Linked DNA regions of Homo sapiens: region 1 is linked to region 2. Evidence: read pairs that join two places in POLR2A ChIA-PET (ENCODE). Cell type or tissue: PC-3. All regions are shown on one strand. Links, peaks and the distances in the headings refer to the core of each region. The heading gives the core; the rest is flanking DNA. Region 1 has its middle 64 kb from the start of TMEM254. Region 2 has its middle 23 kb from the start of EIF5AL1.

The links. Peaks named below come from ENCODE experiments on the same cell type or tissue, not always from the same donor. Only the 100,000 strongest peaks of a DNase experiment are listed, where the experiment ranks them.
Region 1: POLR2A ChIA-PET joins it to region 2 with 5 read pairs; 1 of 35 experiments calls an interaction of 5 or more read pairs at or near these places.

Annotation. Positions count from the first base shown.
Region 1 is chr10:80,008,566-80,019,915 of GRCh38, reverse strand. No RefSeq gene overlaps it. Among named protein-coding and RNA genes, the nearest start is that of TMEM254, 64 kb to the left of the region's middle. In PC-3, for the core only: no CTCF peak of the experiment used is centred there; a DNase peak (open chromatin) is centred at 5,145.
Region 2 is chr10:79,483,603-79,494,952 of GRCh38, reverse strand. No RefSeq gene overlaps it. Among named protein-coding and RNA genes, the nearest start is that of EIF5AL1, 23 kb to the left of the region's middle. RefSeq lists a cis regulatory region at 3,373-3,873 and an enhancer at 4,438-4,497. In PC-3, for the core only: CTCF peaks have their summits at 6,976 and 7,179 (motif pointing right); DNase peaks (open chromatin) are centred at 6,442 and 7,142; H3K27ac peaks cover 547 bases.

The DNA.
Region 1 (11,350 bases), core at 4,085-6,584, 530 kb before region 2:
TATTACTGGAACTGGTCATTAGTGCTTTTAAAGTTTTTTTTTTTTTTGAGATGGAGTCTTGCTGTCACCCACGCTGGAGTGCAGTGGAGTGATCTTGGCTCACTGCAACCTCTGCCTCCCGGCTCAAGCGATTCTTCTGCCTCAGCCTCCTGAGTAGCTGGGATTACAGGTGCCCACACCACGCCTGGCTAATTTTTGTGTTTTTAGTAGAGACGGGGGTTTCACCATGTTGGTCAGGCTGGTCTTGAACTCTTGAACTCGTGATTCACTCACCTTGGCCTCCCAAAGTGTTGGGATTACAGTTGGGAGCCACCGTGCCTGGCCAGTGCCCTTAAAGTTTATTTGATTAGAGAACCAATTTCAGAAACCCAGAATCAATTCAGAAAACTCATCTGTAACATTCTTTGTTATACAGCCACTGACTGTACCAATATCTGGGTCAGTCAAAATTCAACCAGAGTAACAGAATCAGTTTTCAAGGAAACTGACTTACACAATTGTGGGGACTGACTAGGCAGGAAGGAAATTTGTAGGGAAAGGTAAGATGACACTCTCAGGCAGGAGCTAAAGTTGCTCTCCAGTCCCACCCGCATTACAGTGAATAATCTGTTTTGGGTAAAGCCAATTGATTTTATATATTAATCACACATGCAAAATGCATTTATAGCAACACCTGCATTCATGTTTGATGGAAAAACTGCAAACCTTAGACTAGCTAACTTGACATATGGCCAGACCACCATATTGATGATGGAATAAAATAAGTTGCAGGAAAAGCTGAGGAGAATGTGAAAAGTACAAGATAAGGCGAGACTCTCCATTCGTTAAATAGCATGGACAAGTCAAAATAATTAAGAAATAAAAGAACCTGAACACAGAGAAGAAAATGCTTAAATATGTGGAAACTAGAGAGCAGAGAACCAAAGTCATATTTGGAAAAGTATCATGATAGATGCAAAATTACGTAGTAGAATCTGTACTTCTACTTAAAATTCATCTTACCCTTAATCTAATTACTTCAAAATCCTTTTAAGTGGTGTTAAATATTTAATGAAGGGATTCAGTAGAAAGGTATTTAAGAAATGGGTGTGGCCAGGCTCAGTGGCTCATGCCTGTAATCCCAGCACTTTCGGTGGCCAGGCGGGTGGATCACCTGAGGTCAGGATTTGGAGAGATGGGTGGGCCACCCTGTGTTTTGTTGTATCTTGTGTCTCTGGCAGTTGTTCTGTGAAGCCACTAGATTCTGGAATCCAGGCCACTCTTCCCAGTATGGATTTGGCCAAAAGTTCAAATGGTAAGTTCCTATCAGCCTGCTGGCTGTTCTCTGTGTTGATGCCAAAGGGCTTGTTTGTTTTCTAGAGTTTATGAAAGTTTAAATCACGGCTGGGAGCAGTGGCTCATGCCTGTAATCCCATCACTTTTGGAGGCCGAGGTGGGAGGATCACCTGAGGTCAGGAGTTCGAGACCAGCTTGGCCAACATGGTGAAACCTCATCTCTACTAAAAATACAAAAATCAGCTGGGCGTGGTGATGGGCACCTGTAATCCCAGTTACTTTGGAGGCTGAGGCAGGATAATTGCTTGAACCCAGGAGGTGGAGGTTGCAGTGAGCCGAGATCGCACCATTTCAGTCCAGCCTGGGTGACAGAGAAAGACTCTGTCTCAAAAAAAAAAAAAGTTGAAATCATGAAACCATGATTAGAAGGATGTGTTTTAACCTTTTAGTTTTTTACATGATATTTACCTGTTTTATTAATTTTACGCATTTTTCTAATTCTGTTGCTTCCTATTTTCTTGCATGTTACTATTGTGGAATTTCTGTAAGCTTTTGCTCTGTATACTTAGATCATTGCCTATCATATTTCCTAAAAGATGAATTTACACTTATATGTGTCCTTACTAGCATGACTTAAGATATGTTGCTAAAGTAAAAACATAGAGTCATCAATGGATATATTGGCTTTCCGTCTGAAATAATGCCAGCAATTTTAATCTATAAGCACATTCTTCATACTCTTTTATTCCTTTGTGTCTTTGCTAGGCTCACTAGAAAGAGAGGCCCGGCGAAAGAGGATTGTTTTGAACCAGAGTCAAAAAGATACCCTCCAGGCATGGTTTGAAAAGAATCCCTATCCTGGTATAGCTGCCAGGGATCAACTGGCCAAAGAAATTGGCATTCCAGAGCCTAGAATTCAGGTAGGCATTTGGTTTCTATTTATTTTCTTTCAAAGTTAAGTAAAGAGAAAAGCTAGGCTAAGCACTTTCAAGCAATTCTCTTAGGTCTCTATTTTGCCATGAAGTTTATTCCTGTTATGTAGTGAAAAAAATAAAACAAGAGCAATAACTCTGTGTATATCTCTTGTTTTTTTTCTTTCTGAGACAGGATGTCACTCTGTCACTCAGACTGGAGTGTAATGGCTCAATCACAGCTCACTGCAGCCTCGACTTCCTGGGCTCAATCAGTCCTCCCATTTCAGCCTTCTGCGTAGCTGGGACTACAGGCACAAGCCACCATGACCGACTAATTTTTTTTTTTTTTTGAGGCTGAGTCTTGCTCTGTTGTCCAGGCTGGAATGCAGTGGTGCAATCTCAGCTCACTGCAGCCTCCACCTCCGGGGTTCAAACGATTCTGCTGCCTCAGCCTCCTGAGTAGTTGGGACTACAGGCATGCACCACCACGCCTGGCTAATTTTCATATTTTTAGTAGATAGGGCTTCGCCACGTTGGCCAGGCTGGTCTGGAACTCCTGACCTCAGGTGATCCGCCTGCCTCGGCCTCCCAAAGTGTTGGGATTACAGGCGTGAGCCACTGCACCGGTCCCAGCTAATTTTAAAAAGTTTTTGTATAGATATGGTCTTGCCATCTTGCCCAGGCTGGTCTGAAACTCCTGGGCTCAAGCAATCTTCCCACCTCAGTTTCCCAAAGTGCTGAGGTTATAGGTGTGAGCCACCACATCTGGCCCTAATTTTTTTTAAGCTAATGTCCCTAATTTGATTCATACACAAGAAATTCTATATTGAATTATTTTGAATAAAATTATTGATGCAATAATTAAACTAAGATAATTTTTTAACTTATTAAAGAGATAAGGCATATAATTGTCCCAAGTGAGATGGTATTTAAACCAATGAAGATAAGTGGATATGTCTTTTTAGGGGTAAAAATTGAGTTCAGGTGTTAGCATCTAATATACAGTCTCTGATTAATTGGTTATAATGACCTCAATTTTTGAAAATGCTCAAGAGGATAAAATTTTATGTTTTTAATTGCCTGATGGGTTCGTCCTGCCTACTGTGCAGATGAAACCAATTAACTGAGACCAAGGCATTGCAATAAAGAATTTAATTGACATGAGGTTGGCCTCACCACGTGGAGAAGTAGTTTTTACTTAAATCAACCTCCCTGAAAATTCAGAGGCTAGGATTTTTCAAGGATAGTTTGGCAGGTAAGGGAACGGATGTACCTGATTAGGTGGGGATGTAATCATACGGGTGTGGAATATGGTCCTCCTGTGCTGAGTCTGCATCTGGGTGGGCCCACAGGGTGGCTGGCAGTCTGGGTGGAGCTATCAGTTGTCAGAAGTGCAAAAACCTGTAAGACATCTCAAAAGGCCAATCTTAGGTTCTACAATAGTGATGTTATCTGGAGGAGTAATTGGGGAAATTGTGACCTGTGTAATAATGGCTGGTAATCCTTTAGGCCTCCACATCAGCAGAATTCAGGCTCCTCTTATCCTCCTATCCTGGTGGTCTTTCATTAGCTTTACAAAGGCAGTTTTGGGGAAGGGCTATTATCATTTAAACTATAAACTAAATGTCTCCCAAAGTTAGCTTCGCCCAGGCCCAGGAATGCCTAGGGATAGTTTGGAGGTTAAAGGTAAACTGGGCTGGGTGTAGTGGCATGCACCTGTAGTCTCAGATACTTGGGAGGTTGAGGCAGGAGAGTAGCCTGAGCCCGGGAGGTGGAGGTTGCAGTGAGCCAATATTGCACCACTGCACTCTAGCCTGGGCCGCAAAGCAAGACCCTGTCTCAAAAGTAGATAAATTAATTAATAAAGGCAAGGTGGGGGCTGGTTAGTTCAGATCTCTTCCACTGTCATAATTTTCTCACTGTTATAACTTTTGCAAAGGCAGTTTCATGTTTAGATGATCTGTTCTGGGTATGGGAGATAGGGTTTACTCAAATTCTGGTAATAAAATTGCTGCATGTGAGAAGACCTGGTGATTGGCTGCCTGAGAGGTACTGAGCTCGTTGGAACCTATGGTGAGAAGGAAAGGCCAGGAAACAATGTAAGGTGCTGTTAGCTCTCATATGGTATTCATAAAGGCATTCATTAGTTTAGATTCCAGCTGTGTGTAAGACTTTTTATCTAAAAATATTTTGATTAATTAATTTAGATAACAGATATAGGCTTTGAGCACAATGCTTGGGAATTAAAAGCAGATCAATAGTGCCGATGAAAAGAGTTAAACTCTGTAAAATATTTTGTATTTTTTTGTTTTGTTTTTGAACTTTTTGGGTTTTTTTTCTTATTTTCCTTTTTCTTCTTTTTTCTTTTTCTCTTTATCTTTTTTGATTTTTCATTTTTTGAGACGGAGTTTTTGCTCTGTTGCTCAGGCTGGAGTGCAGTGGCACGATCTTGGCTCACTGCAACCTCCACCTCCTAGATTCAAGCAATTCTCCTGACTCAACCTCCCAAGTAGCTGGGATTGCAGGTGCCCGCCACCAGGCCCATCTCTACTAAAAATACAAAAAATTAGCCAGGTGTTGTGGTGCCCACCTGTAATCCCAGCTACTCGGGAGGCTGAGGCAAGAGAATTGCTTGAACCCAGGAGGCGGAGGTTGCAGTGAGCCTAGATGGCACCATTGCACTCCAGCCTCGATGAGAGAGCAAGACTTCATCCAAAAAAAAAACCCGACAATAAATAAATATATAAATACATAAATAAAAGATAAAAAATAAAATAATGCATTTTAATTAGCATGTAATGAGCAGTGAGGATGATCGGAGATCACTTTCGTGACCATCTTGGTTTTGGTTGGCTTCTTTACTGCAGGCTGTTCTATCAGCAAGGTCTTTGTGACCTGTATCTTGTGCTGACTTCCATCTCTCATCCTGTGACTGAGAATGACTGACTACCTGGGAATGCAGCCCAGTAGGTCTCAGCCTCATTTTAACCAGCCCCTATTCCAGATGGAGCCACTCTGGTTCAAACATCTCAGACAACAGGAGAAACGACATACAGATTTATTTAACGTGTACACAGGAGTCTTCAGAATGAAGACCCAACTTCCCAAAGAGTTACAGAAACTTATATACCATCCTGAGGCCACTAAAAAATATAGACTTGGAGCATGGTCCGAAACAAGTAAATCAGGTTTAGTGGCAAGACAGGTTAAGAGAGAGAAAGGAAGAAGGTGGACTAGCATAGTTGGCCTTGTTATATGGATGATACCTCCCTCAAAGAGAATAGATGGTAAGCCGTTGTTTTTTGTTTTGTTTTGAGACAAGACTGCCATCTGTCACCCAGGCTGGAGTGCAGTGGTGTGATCCTTGCTTACTGCAGCCTTGACCTCCCAGGTTCAATCAATCTGCCCACCTCAGCTTCCTGAGTAGCTGGGACTACAGGTGCATGCCAGCACACCTGGCCAATTTTTTTTTTTTTCTTTGTAGAGATGAGGTTTTGCCATATTGCCCAGGCTGGTCTCAAACTCCCGAGCTCAAGTGATCAGCTTGCCTTGGCCTCCCAAAGTGCTAGCATTATAGGAATGAGCCATGGCACCCAGCGGTAAATGTTTCTTTTCAGACTTTTAAAGGTGTCAGACTTGGCTGGGCGTGGTGGCTCATGCCTGTAATCCCAGCACTTTGGGAGGCAGAGGTGGGCAGATCTGCTCCCGTTCCTCCTTCCAAGTTTTTCAGCAGCAAACAGTCATTTGTACTGGCTTTTCTCCCATTCTACATGTCCTTTGTTCCTTGGGATCCCCCTGGGAGCTGCATGAGCCAGGGACCAGGGGTCATGATGCTTCAGCCTACCCAGGGTGTGCAGGGAGAGAGCTCTCACTCTCCTTTGACACTTAGAAGTCCTGTGTCAATAGTACCAATTCTATGAGTGGGGCTGTCACATATGCAGACTCCTTTCTGACCCCCATACCAAGGAAGATGCCAAGGTGACAAGGGGAACAAGCACACTGGCCTGGTAGTGCTGCCCTTTAAGAATCTGGCTCAGCCTCAGCCTGGTGACCCTAAACAGCAATGGCATGGCCTGGGTCAGCAAGACACACTCTCTCTATGCAATGCTGGAATGAGTGTCTCCAGTCTCTTGTTGCTGATGGGAACCTTGTAAAAGGACCTGCATATCCTGGACAAACTGAGACACAGGTGGCAGCACAGGCCCCACCCCTTTTAAAGCCATCGCACTACTTGACTGACCATACCAGCACTATGGATAAACTTCAAGCTTTTTAGGTTAACTTCTGTCTGCCACAGATTCTCAGGAAAAGATATCATCTTTCTAAGCAGATGACAGTCCATGACCTGAATAACCGCTTAGTGAAGATTTTCAGATTCTGCTCCACATGCTGGGAAGTTCGCCAAGGCTTTAGATTTAGGAGGAGGATTTTTTTTTTTTTTTTTATGACCTCGATCCAGGCCTCCTTTCCTTGGATGCAAAATTAGTGTGATATAAAGGAAAATGAACAACAAGCACATTGTGGTACTGGTGAAAGAAGTGCCTACCATTTTGAAGCCCAAAGGGGAGTGCTTATTTTTTAATTTTTAATTGTAAAAATAAAATATTTAATTTACAGTCTTGACAATTACTAAGTGTACAGTTTGGTAATGTTAATTATATTCACATTGTTGTGCAATAGATAGCTGTAAGTTTTTTTATTTTTATTTTTTGTTTGAGACAGTCTCGCTCTGTCACCCTGGCTGGAGTGCAGTGGTGTGATCTCAGCTTGTTGCAATCTCTGCCTCCCGGGTTCAAGCGATTCTTCTGCTTCAGCCTCCCAAGTAGCTGGGACAACAGGCGTGTGCCACCACGCCTGGCTAATTTTTTGTATTTTTAGTAGAGACAGGGTTTTGTCATGTTGGCCAGGCTGGTCTCGAATTCCTGACCTCAGGTGATCTGCCCACCTCGGCCTCCCAAAGTGCTGGGATTACAGGTGTGAGCCACCACACCCAGCCAGTTAAAGCCTCATTTAATCATAGTTACTTCTTTAAAGGTCTTATCTGCAAATACAATCCTGTTGAGGTTGGGACTTCAACACGTGAATTTGGGAGGGACACAATTTGGTCTGTAACGCTCTTATTTACAACTCCTGATTTCCCCTTTTCCTATCCCCTGCCAACCACCATTCTACTTTCTGTTCTGATGAGTTTGATTGCTTTACATACCTCACATAAGTAGAATCATACAGCATTTACTTTATGTAACTGGCTTATTTCACTTGGTATAATATCCTCAAGGTTCTACGTGGCCTGTGATGGGATTTCCTTTGTTAAAGGCTGAATAATATTCCATTTAATGTATATGCCACATTTTGTTTATCCATTCATGTATCAATGGACATTTGGGTTGCTTCTCTTGGCTATCATGAATAATGCTGCAATGAACATAGGTGTACAAATATGTCTTTGAGATCCTACTTTTAATTCTATTGGCATATACCCAGAAGTGGGATTGCTGGACATGGTAATTCCATTTTTTGTTGTTTGAGGAAGCTTTCTAATGTTTCTCATAGCAGCTGTACCATTTTACATTCCCACCAGCAGTGTACAAGAATTCTCACTTATCTACATCCTCATCAACACGTGTCACTTTTTGTTGCTTTGATAGTGGCCATCCTCATGGGTGTCAGGTGATATCTCACTGTGCTTTTGATTTGCAGTTCTCTAATGATTAGTGATGTTAAGCATCGTTTCACATGTATGCCTTTTTTGGATAAATGTCTATTTAAGTTATTTGTTCATTGTTCAATCGAGTTTTTTGTTGTTGAGTTATAGGAATTCTTATATATTATGTGACTTATATTATTTTTTGAGACAGGGTCTTACTCCATGCCCAGGCTGGAGTGATGTGGTGCAATCTTGGCTCACTGCAGCCTCAACCTCTTTGAGCTCAGGTGACCCTCCCACCTCAGCTTCCCAAGTAGCAGGGACTACAGGTGTGTGTCACCATGCCTGGCTATTTTTTGTATTTTTCACAGAGACAGGGTTTTGTCATGTTGGCCAGGCTGATCTAGAACTCCTGGGCTCAAGTGATCTCCCCACTTCGGCCTCTCAAAGTGCTGGGACTATAGGTGTGAGCCACGGTGCCCAGTTGGAATTCTTTATATATTCTTGATATTAACCCCTTATCAGATATAATTTGCAAACATTTTCTCCCATCCCATAGCTTGCCTTTCACTTTGTGTTCTTTGATCCACATAGGTTTTAACATTGGATATGGTCCTATTTGTCTATTTTTGCTTTTGTTGCCTGAGCTTTTAGTGTCAATCCAAGAAATCATGGACTATTTAACTTCATGAAGCTTTTCCCTTATGATTTCTTTTTATTTTATTTATTTATTTATTTATTTATTTATTTATTTATTTATTTATATTTATAGAGGTGAGGTCTCCCTATGTTGCCCAGGCTGGTCTTGAACTCCTGGACTCAAGCCATCCTCCTGCCTTGGCCTCCCAAAATGTTGGGATTATTGGTGTGAACCACCATGCCTGGCCTCCCTTATGATTTCTTTTTCAAATGAGGATAAGCCACCCTCCCTTATGATTTCTTATAGGAGTTTTATACTTTTAGGTCTAACTCATAATGAATGGAAGATTTAAATGTAAGGCTTCAAAGTATAATATGAGGCCAGGCGTGGTGGCTCATGCCTGTAATCCCAGCACTTTGGGATGCTGAAGCAGGAGGGTCACTTGAGGTCAGGGGTTCGAGACTAGCCAGTTTGAGACCAAAATTAGCTGGGTGTGGTGTCACATGTCTTTAATCCCAGCTACTTGGGAGGCTGAGGCAGGAGATTCACGTGAACCTGGGAAGTGGAGGTTGTGGTGAGATGAGATTGCGCCATGGCACTCTAGCCTGGACAACAAGAGGAACACTCCGTCAAAAAAAAGTATAATATGAAATTTATAAGATGAAAATTAGCTCAAAATGAATGGAATATTTAAATGTAAATTTTCATATATGGTGTAAGGTAAGGATCCAACTTCATTATTTCGCATGTAAGTGTTCAATTTTCCCAACTCTATATCTTGAAGACACTGTCCTTTCTGCATTGTATGATCTTGGTCCTCTTGTTGAAGACCATTCGACTACATTTTCCTGAGTTTATTTCTGATCTCTTTATTTTGTTTTATTGGTCTATATGTTTGCCTTTATGCCAGTACCATACTCTGTTGGTTACTATCAATTTATAATTAGTTTTGAAATCAGAAATTGTGAGATCTCCAAATTTGTTCTTCTGTTTCAAGATTGTTTTGGCTATTTTGCTTTTCTCTGAGATTCCATAGGAATTTTGTTTTTGTTTTATTGAGATAGTCTCACTCAACTCACAATTGCCCAGGCTGGAGTGCACTGGCACCATCCTGGTTCACTGCAACCTCAGCCTCCCAGGTTCAAGTGATTCCCCTGCCTTAGCCTCCCAAGTAGCTGGGATTACAGGCATGCGCCACCACACCCAGCTAATTTTTGTATTTTTAGTAGAGGTGGGGTTTCACCATGTTGGCTAGGCTGGTCTCGAACTCCTGACCTCAAGAGATCCACCTGCCTTGGCCTCCCAAAGTGCTGGGATTACAGGTGTGAGCCACTGCACTGGGCCCAGATTCCATAGGAATTTTAAGGTAGTTTTTCCTATTTCTATAAAATGCTATTGAAATTTTGATAGGGATTGCATTTAATCTATAGGTTTTAAATAGTATGAGAATCTTAGCAATATTAAATCTTGAAATTCAGGAACACAAGATTGCTTTCATTTATTTGTGTTTTGTTAAATTTGGCTCAACGTTATGAAATTTTGAGTATACAAGCCTTTTGCCTCCTTGGTTAAGTTTATTCTTAAATATTTTATTTCTTTTAGTGCTTTTTTTTTCGATATATAGGTAAGCCCAGCTGTGTGATGCTTTCATAATGGGATCGTTTTCTTCTTTTTCAGATTTTTTTTTTTTTTTTGAGACAGAGTCTCGCTTTGCCGCCCATGCTGGAGTGCAGTGGCATGATCTCGGCTCACTGCAAGCTCTGCCTCTTGGGTTCACGCCATTCTCCTGCCTCAGCCTCCCGAGCAGCTGGGACTACAGGCACACACCACCACGCCCAGATAATTTTTCGTACTTTTAGTAGAGACAGGGTTTCACCCTGTTAGCCAGGATGGTCTTGATCTCCTGACCTCATGATCCACCTGCCTCAGCCTCCCAAAGTGCTGGGATTACAGGCGTGAGCCACTGTGCCTGGCTTTTTTTTTTTTTTTTTTTTTTTTGTGACAGAGTCTCACTCTGTCTTGCTCAGGCTGGAGTACAATGGCACCATCTTGGCTCACCACAACCTCTGCCTCCCAGGTTTAAGCAATTTTCCTGCCTCAGCCTCCTGAGTAGCTGGCATTACAGGTATGCACCACCATGCGTGGCTAATTTTTGTATTTTTAGTAGAGACGGGGTTTCACCATGTTGGTCAGGCTGGTCTCAAACTCCTGACCTCATGATCCGCCGCCTCAGCCTCCCAAAGTGCTGGAATTACAGACATGAGCCACTGCACCTGGCTACTCAGATTGTTAATTGTTAATGTATAGAAACACATTTGATCTTTGTATGCTGATTTTTTTTAAAATCCTGTAACTTTGATGAATTTGTTCATTATTTCTAATAGCTTTGTTTAGGTTTTCCTATTTATGAGACCACATCATCCATAAACAGATAATTTTACTTCTTCCTTTCCAATTTGGATGCCTTTTTTCTTTTTCTTGTCTAATTGCTCTGGCTCGGGCTTCCAGTCTATCTTGGAATAGAAGTGGCAAGAGTGGACATCCTCGCTTTTCCTTACCTGAGAGGAAAAGCTTTTAGTTTTTCACTGTTGAGTATGATGTTAGCTGTGTATTTTTTTTTTTTTTTTTTTGAGACAGAGTCTTGCTCTGTTGCCCAGGATGGAGTGCAGTGGTGCGATCTGGGCTCACCTAACCTCTGCCTCCCAGGTTCAAGTGATTCTCCTGCCTCAGCCTCCTTAGTAGTTGGGACTACAGGCACGCACCACCATGCCTGTCTAATTTTTTTGTATTTTCAGTAGAGACAGGGTTTCACTATGTTGGCCAGGCTGGTCTCAAACTCCTGACCTCATGGTCCACCCACCTCAGTCTCCCGAA
Region 2 (11,350 bases), core at 5,025-7,524:
CTACTGGCCAGGGATGGACTTAACTAAGCCTGAGTCTGGCGAGACAAGGGCAGATTAATGCTGATCAGGTACAGTCCTTTCCCTGGGGCTGGGGTGGGGCTAGGAGCAAGGGTTTTGTTCAAGTGTGTTACTGGCCAAAGGGGCTTGAAGCCAGGCCCAGAGGTGGGTGAGGCAAATATCCCTTTGGGACAGAGCAAATCTCCCTCCAGGAAAAGAAGACAGCTGGACCTTGCCTGTCTGGGCCATGATGAGCCAAAAGAGTTAGTGTGTTTGACTTTACAACCTACCAACCCTTTCACAGGTATGGTCTCATTTGGGCCCTCCAGCCACCTATCAGGGAATAAATGTGTTTATAGGTGAGGAGAGGAAGGCACGAGGGCAGAAGATGCTTGCAGGAGGAGCAGGTGGTGGCTGGAACTCATGGCTCCAGATCCCTTGCTGACTCTATCACCTATCTAATGGGAGGAGCTGACACTCGTACACTTCCCCGGCTGTGGACTGAGCCCACTAGGGAGGTAGGGTGGTCCCTCCAAGCTTACACCATGCCCTGTGCTGGAAGGCAGAGTAAACCCACACTGAACAACTAAATTTCCAGGTTTCATCCCCGACTCAGCTGCAGTTTGGGAAGCCACTGCTGCTCCCTGGGACTCAGTTTCCCCACCTGGAAAAGCCAAGCCCTGTCCAGTTGATGAAGCTCAGGTAGGCTTCAGTGAGACTTGAGCACAACTAGGCTTTGTGCCTTGTTGGACTCCAGTCACTAGCCAGGAGTTTCCAGAAGCTTCTGTGGGAGATCATCCTCACCCCATCCCTCTCCCTCCACCTTCCTGTTCTCTTCCCATCCTCTTCTCCCACTGTCCTTGTCCATGAGATCTGAATAAAAGCAAAGCAACTTGTAAGTGCTCTCCACTTCCCTGTCCAGCAGCTGCTCCAGTGAGCACCATGGCAGCCACAGAAGCTGCCAGGAGAGGACACTTTATGGGAAGAGGACTCTGGATGGGGCTGTGCCTCCTCCCAAGGGGTGAGTGGTGATAGCAGGACTTACTCCAGGCTTTCAATGACTTTCACTTCAAAAAGGAGCCCACGATGGAACAGCCCAAATGTCCATCAGTGGATGAATGGACAAACAAGATGTGGTCTGTCCATACAATGACATGTTATTCAGCCATAAAAAGGAATGAAGTACTGACCTGGGCTACAAGGAGGAACCTTGAAAATGCGACGCTACGTGTAAGAAGCCGGACTCAAGAAGTCATGTAGTGTGTGATTCCATGTGTATGAAACACCTAGAACAGGTAAATCCATAGAGATAGAAAACAGATTGAGCAATGGCCAGGGGCTGTGGGGACAGGAGAATGGGGAGTGACTGCTTAATGCCTCTGCGGTTTCCTTTTCAGGTGGTGAAAAACGTTTTGGAACTAAATAGAGGTTGCACAGAGGTTGACAGCAGTGTCAATATACTAAATGCCACTCATCAAATGGCTAATTATTTGTAATGTGATCTCAATTTTTAAAAATGGGGCTAATGCAGTAGGCGCAGGGTACCTGCACCGCCCACCTCCCCAGCCTTGGCCACCTCTAGCTTCCCACTGCAGGGCCCACCAAACACCCTCCTCTGCTATCCTCCTTCAATTCCAGGCCAGCCTTGACCTGGCAGAGGGTTTTTAAACCACCTGATGCTGAGCCACTGCCCCTGGGGTTCCACAAATCTTAACACAATTGTCCCCATTTATTAAGCACCTATTGTATACTATGCCCTTGCTGAGGCAGTCCTACACCTCTGTCAGGCAGGCACATTCTCAAGCTCGACATGGGAGAGAGATGGCTCTCATTTCATGGGCTGATGGTGAGGACATGGTGTCCAGCCTGTCTCAGTAAGCACCCAGTGTGAGACAGCTGCTCCAGTCACTGTGAGATTATTGCAGTCTTTGTTTCACACGTGTCCAGGCTCTGGGCTCAAGTGACCTGTTCAAGCTCAGCCAGCTGGTGTGAAAGGTCCATTGGGCCTGTGACAATTGCAGGCCGAAACATGGAGTTTTGACACAGAGGAAAGGGAAATGGGCAGTTGTTTGAGGGTTGGGGCTCCTGGGACATGATGAAGAGGCCTGCAGAGCCCTGAGCCTGTGGCCTCAGAGAAGAGCAGGCCTGAGTAGGACAAGGACAGAACACAGGAGCTTCAGAACAGAGGGACAGACAGAAGGTAGAGGTAGTAGGAGCTGGAGGGGCAGGGAAGGCTGCACAGGACCCTCGGGAAACAAAGGGGTTTTTCTCACCTATAAAATGAGGCGATGACACCATCCCTGGAAGCAGATCTGGTAACCAGTCCCAAACCATAAGCAAGCAGCCTCAGGCCAGATGTAGCCAGCACTAGAAGCCATTCTGCTTCCTGGGCAGGGTCTTGAGCTGTCTCCAGCCCAGACAGAGTCCTCCAGGGCTCTAGAACTTCATCTGGTCATTTGTCCAGTAGTCTCAGCTGACAGATGAGGAAACTGAGGTCTGGAGCGGGTTTAAGGGACTTGCCCATGGTGTCATTGCAGAGTGCGGCTGGGGCCTGGGTCACACACTCCTTCACTGCACCACGCTGGAAACCTAGATTGATAAGAGACAACAGGGAGCCCAGGACCCGGTGGTGTGAGACTGAGGTCCCGGAAGGCCGCATGTCCCCAGTCTCTCTCCCTAGACTTCTCCCCTGTCCTGGAATCTCACCATTAGAGAAGGACTTGCTGGGAGTAAGGGGCCACCTACTACTCCATGTTTGGGGTTAGTTTATCATCCCAAGGTTGGGACTGTGTAGAGTCAGTCTTTCCCCTGAAGGTATCTTTGGGCCGGCTGCTCAGGCCTGTCATCCCAGCACTGTGGGAGGCCGAGGTGGGCATGATGCTTGGGCTCAGGAGTTCAAGACCATCCTGGGAAACATGTTGAAACCCCAACTCCACAAAAAATACAAAAATTAGCCAGCCATGTTGGTACCCACCTGTAGTCCCAGCTACTCAGGAGGCTGAAATGGGTGGATTGCTTAAGCCCAGTAGTTTGAGGCTGCAGTGACCTGAGATCACACCACTGCATTCCAGCCTGGGTGACAGACAGAGACCTTGTCTCAAAAAAAAAGTATCTTAGGAGACACCTAGTAGAATTCCCCATACAGTCCCTCAGTAAACCTGCAAGGGCAGATTTTCCCCCCAGCTTGGCTTGGATCCCTGTTTCTTTGGTGGACACCAGAAGGAGTAGCTGGCTTGTGTTTCAGGATCATGTATGATCATGCAGCACCATCTGTTCCCCCAGGGTCACTCCCAGCACCTAAATGAACTTGTACTGTGAGGGAGACTGGAGGCCCAGCGGGAGCAGATTCATGCCTCACCCTGGGGACCCATCACCAAGAGGAACTAGCATGGGGGTCTCCTGCACCAGCCAAGTCATTCTCTCCTCACTGTCACTCTGGACCAAGCGTGTTCTGTGGAAGTGGCCTGAGTCCCTGGTCATGGGCCGCTTGTATCTGGGGCAGGGGGTGAATCACTCACTCCCTGCATGCTCCTGGGCAGGTGTGTGGCAGGTCTTTTCCAGGCCACATGGTGGCGTGAAGAAAGAGCATGGGCTCAGAATCATCACAACTGGGTTTAAATCCTGGCTTTACCATTTCCTCTTTCTGTGAACCAGTCAAATTTCCCACCCTGTCTGGCTCTTGTTTCCTTATTTGTCAAAAAAAACCCAGCAAGATAGTTAAGGATATAACCAAACAAGCTTTTCATGTAACAAGCATTACACGTGTAACACACACACACACTCTCTCTCTCGCCTTTCCCTGGGGTGGGTGTGGAGATGTTGATAGGGACATGGAAAGGAGAGTCAGAGGTTGTTGCTCTGGGAGGCAGTTGGAAGGGACATTTAGGGACCTGGGGGAAGGAGGAGGCTGGGAAGGCTTGTGGGTGGGCGTACTACCAAACTAGGAGGCTCCACCCCAAGGCAGGTCCCGCCCCACCACACTGGGTAGAAGGTGTCCCAGGAAGCCTGCCCAGCCAGAGAACCAAGGGGTGGACAAAAAGGCAAACATCAAAGCTGGGCCAGAGGTTTTTGGCCAAATGAAGAGCAGCAGGAATATGTCTGGAGTTGAAAGGCCCAAGAAACCCCAGGTGTCTGAGCTCCCCAGGCTTCAGAGAGACCAGGGTTGAGTGGCTGGAGACTTCTGGATTCTGTCCAGACCCCTGGCTAGCCCTGCCTGGCTGTCTCTTTGACTCATGTATGGGGAAGAAAGGAGGGAACAGAGGGAGGAGAGGGGAAGCCACGCAGCTGTTCCTGAGTTGGGGGCCTCGGAAATTCGAGCTGAGCCACACGCTGCCGGCAGGCAGGAGAGGACCTCTTGAAAGCCACTTCTAAGGCCCTGGCCTGGCCTCGCCAGCAGCCCCAGGATTAGCTCTGCAGACTTCTCTGAGTCCTGGACATCTGCAGCCTGGAATCCCCCTCCCTCTCTCGCAGCCCCATGGGGCAGCCCCTGTGACAAGGGAAGGGAGAACAGACAGCTGTGACCTGGAAGGGGGGCTAGAAGGGCCTCTGGCTGGCCTAAAACTCAGAGATTGGGACAGAGCAATGGTGCAGGAGCCGACTGGGGCCTCATTCCAGAAATGCCTTCCCCTTTCTCCATCTTGTGAGCCTGAAAGAGATGGGGGTGAGGGAAAAATAAAAGGCAATAACATCTGCACAGGCCCACCAGGCACCAGGGAGGTGCTGGGTGCTGTACCTGATGCTTACCGCCATCTCAAAGTTGGTCTTATTACTTCTAGCCTTCATTTGAGAAGACAGGCTCAGAGAGGTTAGGTAAATTGCCCATAGTGACCCGGTAAGTTAGTAGTAGTGTCAAGACAGAAGGAAACCCAGAACTAGGTCAATCTACCTCTACATATTGAAGCCTCATTTTATCCAGAGCCCAAAGAATTAGAACCAGGCAGGTCCAGAACGGAACCCAGGGATGGGGTTAGCCTTGTTTGCCTGCTGAAGGCTCAGTGCAATCATTGGCTGCATCACTGAGGTAGAAAGAATACTGAGAAAGGGCTGGGCGCAGTGGCTCACACCTGTAATCCCAGCACTTTGGGAGACCAAGGCGGGCAGATCACAAGGTCAGGAGATCAAGACCATCCTGGCTAACACGGTGAAACCCCATCTCTACTAAAAATACAAAAATTAGCCGGGCGTGGTGGCAGGCGCCTGTAGTCCCAGCTACTCAAGAGGCTAAGGCAGGAGAATGGCGTGAACTGGGAGGCAGAGCTTTCAGTGAGCCGAGATCGCGCCGCTGCACTCCAGCCTGGGCAACAGAGCAAGACTCCATCTCAAAAAAGATAAATAAATAAAAGTAAAAATAAAGAATACTGAGAAGGGGGAAGGGATAATAGATTTTACAAATTGCTCCTGGGTGATGGTGTTCCCTTTCCACACTGCAGTGTGTCTGGAAGAAGAGATCAGGTGAGAGGTCAGCAAACTGAAGGCTCAGCTGGAAAAACTGGGGGCTATCCAGGTTAGAGAAGACTTAGAAGAGGCTGGACTGTTGTTGACCCTGAGTGGACACTTGTTCTCTGGGAACAGATTGAGCCAGGATTGGTTAGGTTTTGCTATAATAATAAACAATCCCCAAATCTCAGTGGCTCACACAGCCAAGGTTTATTTCTTGCTCACATTACATGTTCAACACAGGTCAGCATGGAGCTCTCCTCATCCTAGTTGCTCGGGGATTCAGGGCAAGTCAGGCTTCATGTAGGCATGAGCTCCCCAAGACACTGCAGCAATGGCATAGGAAAGAGGTAAGCCACACACTGGCTATTTAGGCTTCTGCTCACATTTCACTGGCCAAAGGAAGTCACATGGCAACACGTAACTTCATGGGGCCAGGAAGTGCAATCACACCTAGAGCCCATGTGCAGATAGGAATGATTGACTGGCAGCACTCGTGACTACCTCAAGGATTAAAAGGGTAACTGGGGCTGTGGATGAATGCATAAGGAAGTTGACTTTGAGTCCATTTAAGCATGGCCTTCCCAGGAAAATAGTGAGTACCTATCAACAGAAGTGGGTAAGCTATGGTGGGATAGGTGCATTGCATTGCACGAATGTCATAGAAGATTCTCCACCATCACTGGCTTCACGGACTTCGTACCATACAGAGCAGTGGCCATTAAAGGCAAGGGTGCTGAAGCCAAAGGTGCCTGTGTCCAAAACCCTCTCTCTCTTATTGGTTGTGTTACTTTGTGCAGATTACCTAATATCACTGGGCTCCAGTCTCCTCCTCTGCCATGTAGGGATAATAAGAAGTCCATAGAATCATTGTGAGGATTAAATAAGCCCATAGGTTGGGAAGCTCTGATCAAGTCAGTTGCTCTTGCTGTTGTTCTCATTCCTACCCAAGATCTTGTAACCGCCCCTCCCAGAATCCTTGGCCACATCCCTCCCCCGGCCTCTCACATCCCTAAGACATTAGTCAGCAACCAGGACAGGGTTGGGAAAGCTCTGTGCACTGGGCCAAGCAGGCAGATCTTTTCCCACTAGTGTCGCATGGTCTGCTGGGGTAGGTTACTTTCCCTAACCCACCCTGCTCCCCAGTAGGTTTCCTCCCCGTCCTGTCTCCCAGCCGGACTGCAAAGCCATTTCCTTCTTCAGCTCATCCCCAAATCTTCCCTGACAGCCATGGGTCTGATTTTGCCTTCTCCACAATGTCGTATAAATGGAGCCATACAGTATGATGTCTTTCTGCTCTCTTGATTTATCTGTTTTACAGATATTTGGCCGTATCAGATGGGGGATCTCCTCTCCCCCTTCCCCCCCATCCAGTTAGATGGCTGGCATTTGCTCCTTGGTTGTTATCTTTGTAAGTCTAAGTAGGATACTTCTATTTTCAGCTATAGACAGTGTCCCTGGGCTCCCCACTTTCAGAGATAAAGCTATCAGTGCCCCTATCCTTCCCATAAGATCTAAAATAACCATTTTAGAAACATCAGGAGGAGGTGTGGCAAAGTGAGGTGGTGTGTTTCAGAAACGGGTGTTGAAGGAGCACAGAGGAGCCAGGGGAGAGAGGCTTTCTGGAAGAGGCGGGGTTGAGCTGGGCCTTGTCCTCTTACATCTCTGAGGGCAGCTGCCAGCCAACCTGCTCTGGGAGGTCTGCAAGCCCTGATCTGCAGTATCTCACTTCAGACACCAGGGGGAAGGCAAGTGGCTTCGCTGTGGTCACCTGCACAGCCAGACCATGGGCGGCTCAGCTCTCCCCACCCAAATCCCTTAGCGGGGCGGGAGATCTAGGCTCTTAGCTCTCAGCCCTCCATCCTCATGGAGGCTTAAATCCTTAAGTGCCGTCCAATGCTGTGGCTTCCAGGACTTGTGTTCATTGGAGTTGTCTCATCTGCACTCATCATTTCTCAAAGTGTGGTTCCTGGAGCCCTGGCATGGGAATCAGTTTGTTAAGCACATAGATTCCTGGGCCAGGCTTCAGACCTCCTGTTAGGGATGGGCCCCAGGACTCTGCATGTTTAATTCTCTATCCGTGTTTCTCTCACACACAGGATGGAGTGAGGCCTCTGGATCAAGACTCGCCATGATCTCAGCCCCTCAAACCCCTCCACCCTTTTCTCTCCTACTGTCCATGGCAGTTTCCAGGGAAAGGGTCTGTAATTTGAGGAAACATATATTTGATTCCTGGAGATTCACTGGTCACACTACCATGTACAAGCCCTGTGGTAAAGAAACCTGTATGACTTTGTTAAACCTAGCATTTCCCCAAATTATTTGACAGGGAACCCCCTTTCCCACTGTTTAACAGCTGCTTACATCACACCATACACAAAAGGCTACCCTAACCACCTCAGGCCTGACCTGATGGTTCCCTCCACAGTCCCCCCAAACACCATGCACTTTGCCACTTCTATTCCATCCCCTCCCTCCCACAGGAAGGCTTCCCAGATTTCTGTAGCACACCTGGCCTGAGGCTTCTTGGGGTTCCAGCCTCAAATAACCCTCCCTTCTATGTCATTTTTAGACACTCACTGGATGCTCCAGTTCCAGCCATCTTAATGTAACAAAACCCCTTTCCTTCCTTTGTTCTCAAAGAGAAGCAAAGCCACAGGCTCTCCTGGACAATATCTCCAAGAGAGGAATTCCAATTCCAATTCCCACCTGTTCCATAGGCTGAGCCCCAGCAGTCAGCCCTGGTCTCCTCCCAGGTCACCATCTCATTCATCAACACTCGCTAATGCAGACCACTCACTCACTCAGTACCGCCCTAAGCTGACCTCCACAGCGCATACTCAGAGGGGACAAAAAGTCATTGCAGGCCAGGCACAGGGGCTCATGTCTGTAATCCCAGTACTTTAGGAGGCTGAGGCTGGAGAATCACTTGAGCCCAAAAGTTTGAGCCTGCATGAGCTACAATTGGGCCACTGCACTTCAGCCTGGGTGACAGAGTGAGACCCTATCTCAAAACAAAAGTCATTGCAGCTAAAGTCAAGAACCACCTGGATTTCCATTCTCCATCCATTTAGCTCAGTGGTTCCTAAATATTTGCATTTCAAGGACCTGTAAGCAAACTGCATCCCCTGCCCACATGGAAGGCCAAACAAGAGTCCTAACTTTTTATTTGGTCAAGGACTACATTAAAATATAATCCGTTCTGCATTTCAGTTTTGGAGCCTTTGAATAAGAATCATCCATCATTTTGTGAGATAATTTTAATCCAAAAAATTTTTTTGGAGATGGGATCTCACTGTTGCCCAGGTTGGAGTGCAGTGGTACAATCATTGCTCACTGCATCCTCCACCTCCTGGGATCAGGCAATCCTCCCACCCCAGCCTCCCAAGTAAGTGGGACTACAGGCTTTCACCACCATGCCTGGCTAATTTTTTATTTTTTGTAGAGACAGGGCCTCACTGCGTTGCTCAAGCTGGTCTGAAACTCCTGGGCTCAAGTGATCCTCCTGCTTCAGCCTTCCAAACTGCTGGGGTTACAGGCATGAGCTACCATGCTGGCCCCTCATTATAAATTTTAATAACATTTTTATTTTAATACCAAAATAAGTAAAAGGAACAGACTTTTAGAGTAAATAAAAATCCCCTGAATTAATCAATTTAATGTTATGGAACATTCACTATATTGTCCTCAACTTTTCTATTTTGTGTAAACAAATAAAAACCTCACTACAAAGCAGCTCATGTCCTTGAGCCAGGGTCTGGGAAGCAAGCAGACTTGTGCACCTAGTCCGAGTGTAGGTCCGAGCTGGAGACAGTATTGTGATTGCTGTACCAAGGCAGGAAGTCAGTTCTAGGCTTTCACATACATTTCATTTAATATGAAGACCTGGCATTTTAAATGAAAGGGAGATATTGTTGCCATTATTTTCTATATTACAAGAGTGAGTGAGCCACTGTGCCCTGCCAACTATCTTGACAATAGAAAAATCAATGTGTAGCCAATGGAATGCTCCATTAATGGGGGGAAAAACGTAAGAAAAGGGAGGAGTTAATAGTCTTATCATCATACAGGGTTGTCAAGATGGTGAATAGAATTAATTTTAAAAAAGAAATAGAAAATAAGTAATTGTTTAAATGTTCAAATATAGCCAGTAGAAAACAGATTAGAAGATAGATAGATAGATAGATAGATAGATAGATAGATAGATAGATAGATAGATGAATCAAAGAAGAAGAGAAAAAGGAGTTTATGTGAACTAAATGATTACTTTTCATTATCTAATGTTGGTAAATTAAGAAACAGATCCATAAGCAAACTCTACTTTAATGTAGAGTTACAGAGGCTAACCATCTAAATAAATACAAATAGAAATGGCTAAAAGACATTGCCTTGGGAAAGTGAATCAGGGGTAGAGAGAGTTGGACCAAAAAGCTTGTTCTTCATCACAAACACGTATGCAACATTCTTGGTTTTAAAAAAATATATAGGCTGGGTGCGGTGGTGCATGCCTGTAGTCCCAGCTACTCGGGAGGCTGAGGTAGAAGGATTGCCCAGGAGAGTGAGCTGTAGTGAGCTATGTTTGCGCTGCTGCACACCAGCCTGGGTGACAGAGCAAACCCTGTGTCTAAAGAAACAAAAACAAAAACAATTCCCTCCCAATACAATGCGATATATTATTTTCATGTTGATTTTTAATTTAAAAACCACCTTCTCCATAAATAGATTTTAAAAACCGATGCTCAGAAAGATGAAGCGCCTTCATTGAGGTTACAACGCTCAGAAGAGGAGGGACCAGGAGTGGACACCCTATCTGCTGATACCAGCTCCCCCGAGCTGTGTAGGGCAGCTCCAAGGAACCCTGAGAGCTCCTTCTCACCCAGCCTCCATGATTTGCCATCCAGCAGGCCACCATGTCTTTGCCCCTGCCCTTTTCTCTGCCTGGTGTATCCCTTCCAACTTTGCTCCCTGGAATTTGCCCGTTGATTTTTCATGACCCAGCCTACTGTCCATTCCTCCATGACTATGACTCTCTTTTGTCCTCCCTCTGTACTCTGTCCCAAATATTTATAATCTCACAGGATCATAAATATTTCGCTATCCACTTGTCCATTTTGCTGTCTCATTTGCTAGACTGTGAACGTCTCAAGGCAGTAGTTTGTATTTTATTCAACCCTGCATCGCAACTCCCACTCCAGTGTCTGCCACTGAGCATTCAGAAGTGTCTGGGGAATTTGTGAATGGGTGGAGTGCATGTGTCTCTGACCCTAAGATTCTGGGCTGGTGGCCCGAGGCCCCAAACCCTGGCTGCAGGCCTGACAGCTGTGGAGGAGGCTGTTCCATCAGGTTCAAACTCATCCCTAAATGACTTTCCCACCCCCAGCCTTCATATTCTGCCACCCTCTGGCTTCCTTTTCTTCCTCCCTCATCCCAAGTCTTATCTGCAAATCTCAGCACTCCCAAAGGCATGTTTTAAGAGCCAAGTGGAGCCTTCCATCTGGAATGAATTAAATCACTGACAGAGTTATGTCCCCAAGTCAGCAGGAACTCCAGGAAGGCTTTGGGAAAAGACCAGACCTTTCCTCCTTACAGGAACTAACTCAGAAGAAAAATAATGTGTTGGTAAGAGTTGCCCAAAGTTGGGGGAGCCGGGAGACGGATGAATTGAGCAAATCTCTTGCTAGATGTGTGCCCCATGCAGGTTTTCAGAGTCTCTAGGCCTCTTTTCTCACCTGGATAACAGGAACTGTGCCACGTGGGGATTAAATGAGCCAAAGCTTGAGGAGGTGTTGGTAATAGTGCTACCTGAGAGTGGGTGCACAGTCTACGTGTGAGCCTTCTTTCTTCTCTTATTCTTTTTCTCTATTTTTGTTTTTACTTTTGTCATAATTATCTATGGACGTAGTTTAAAAGACAAATT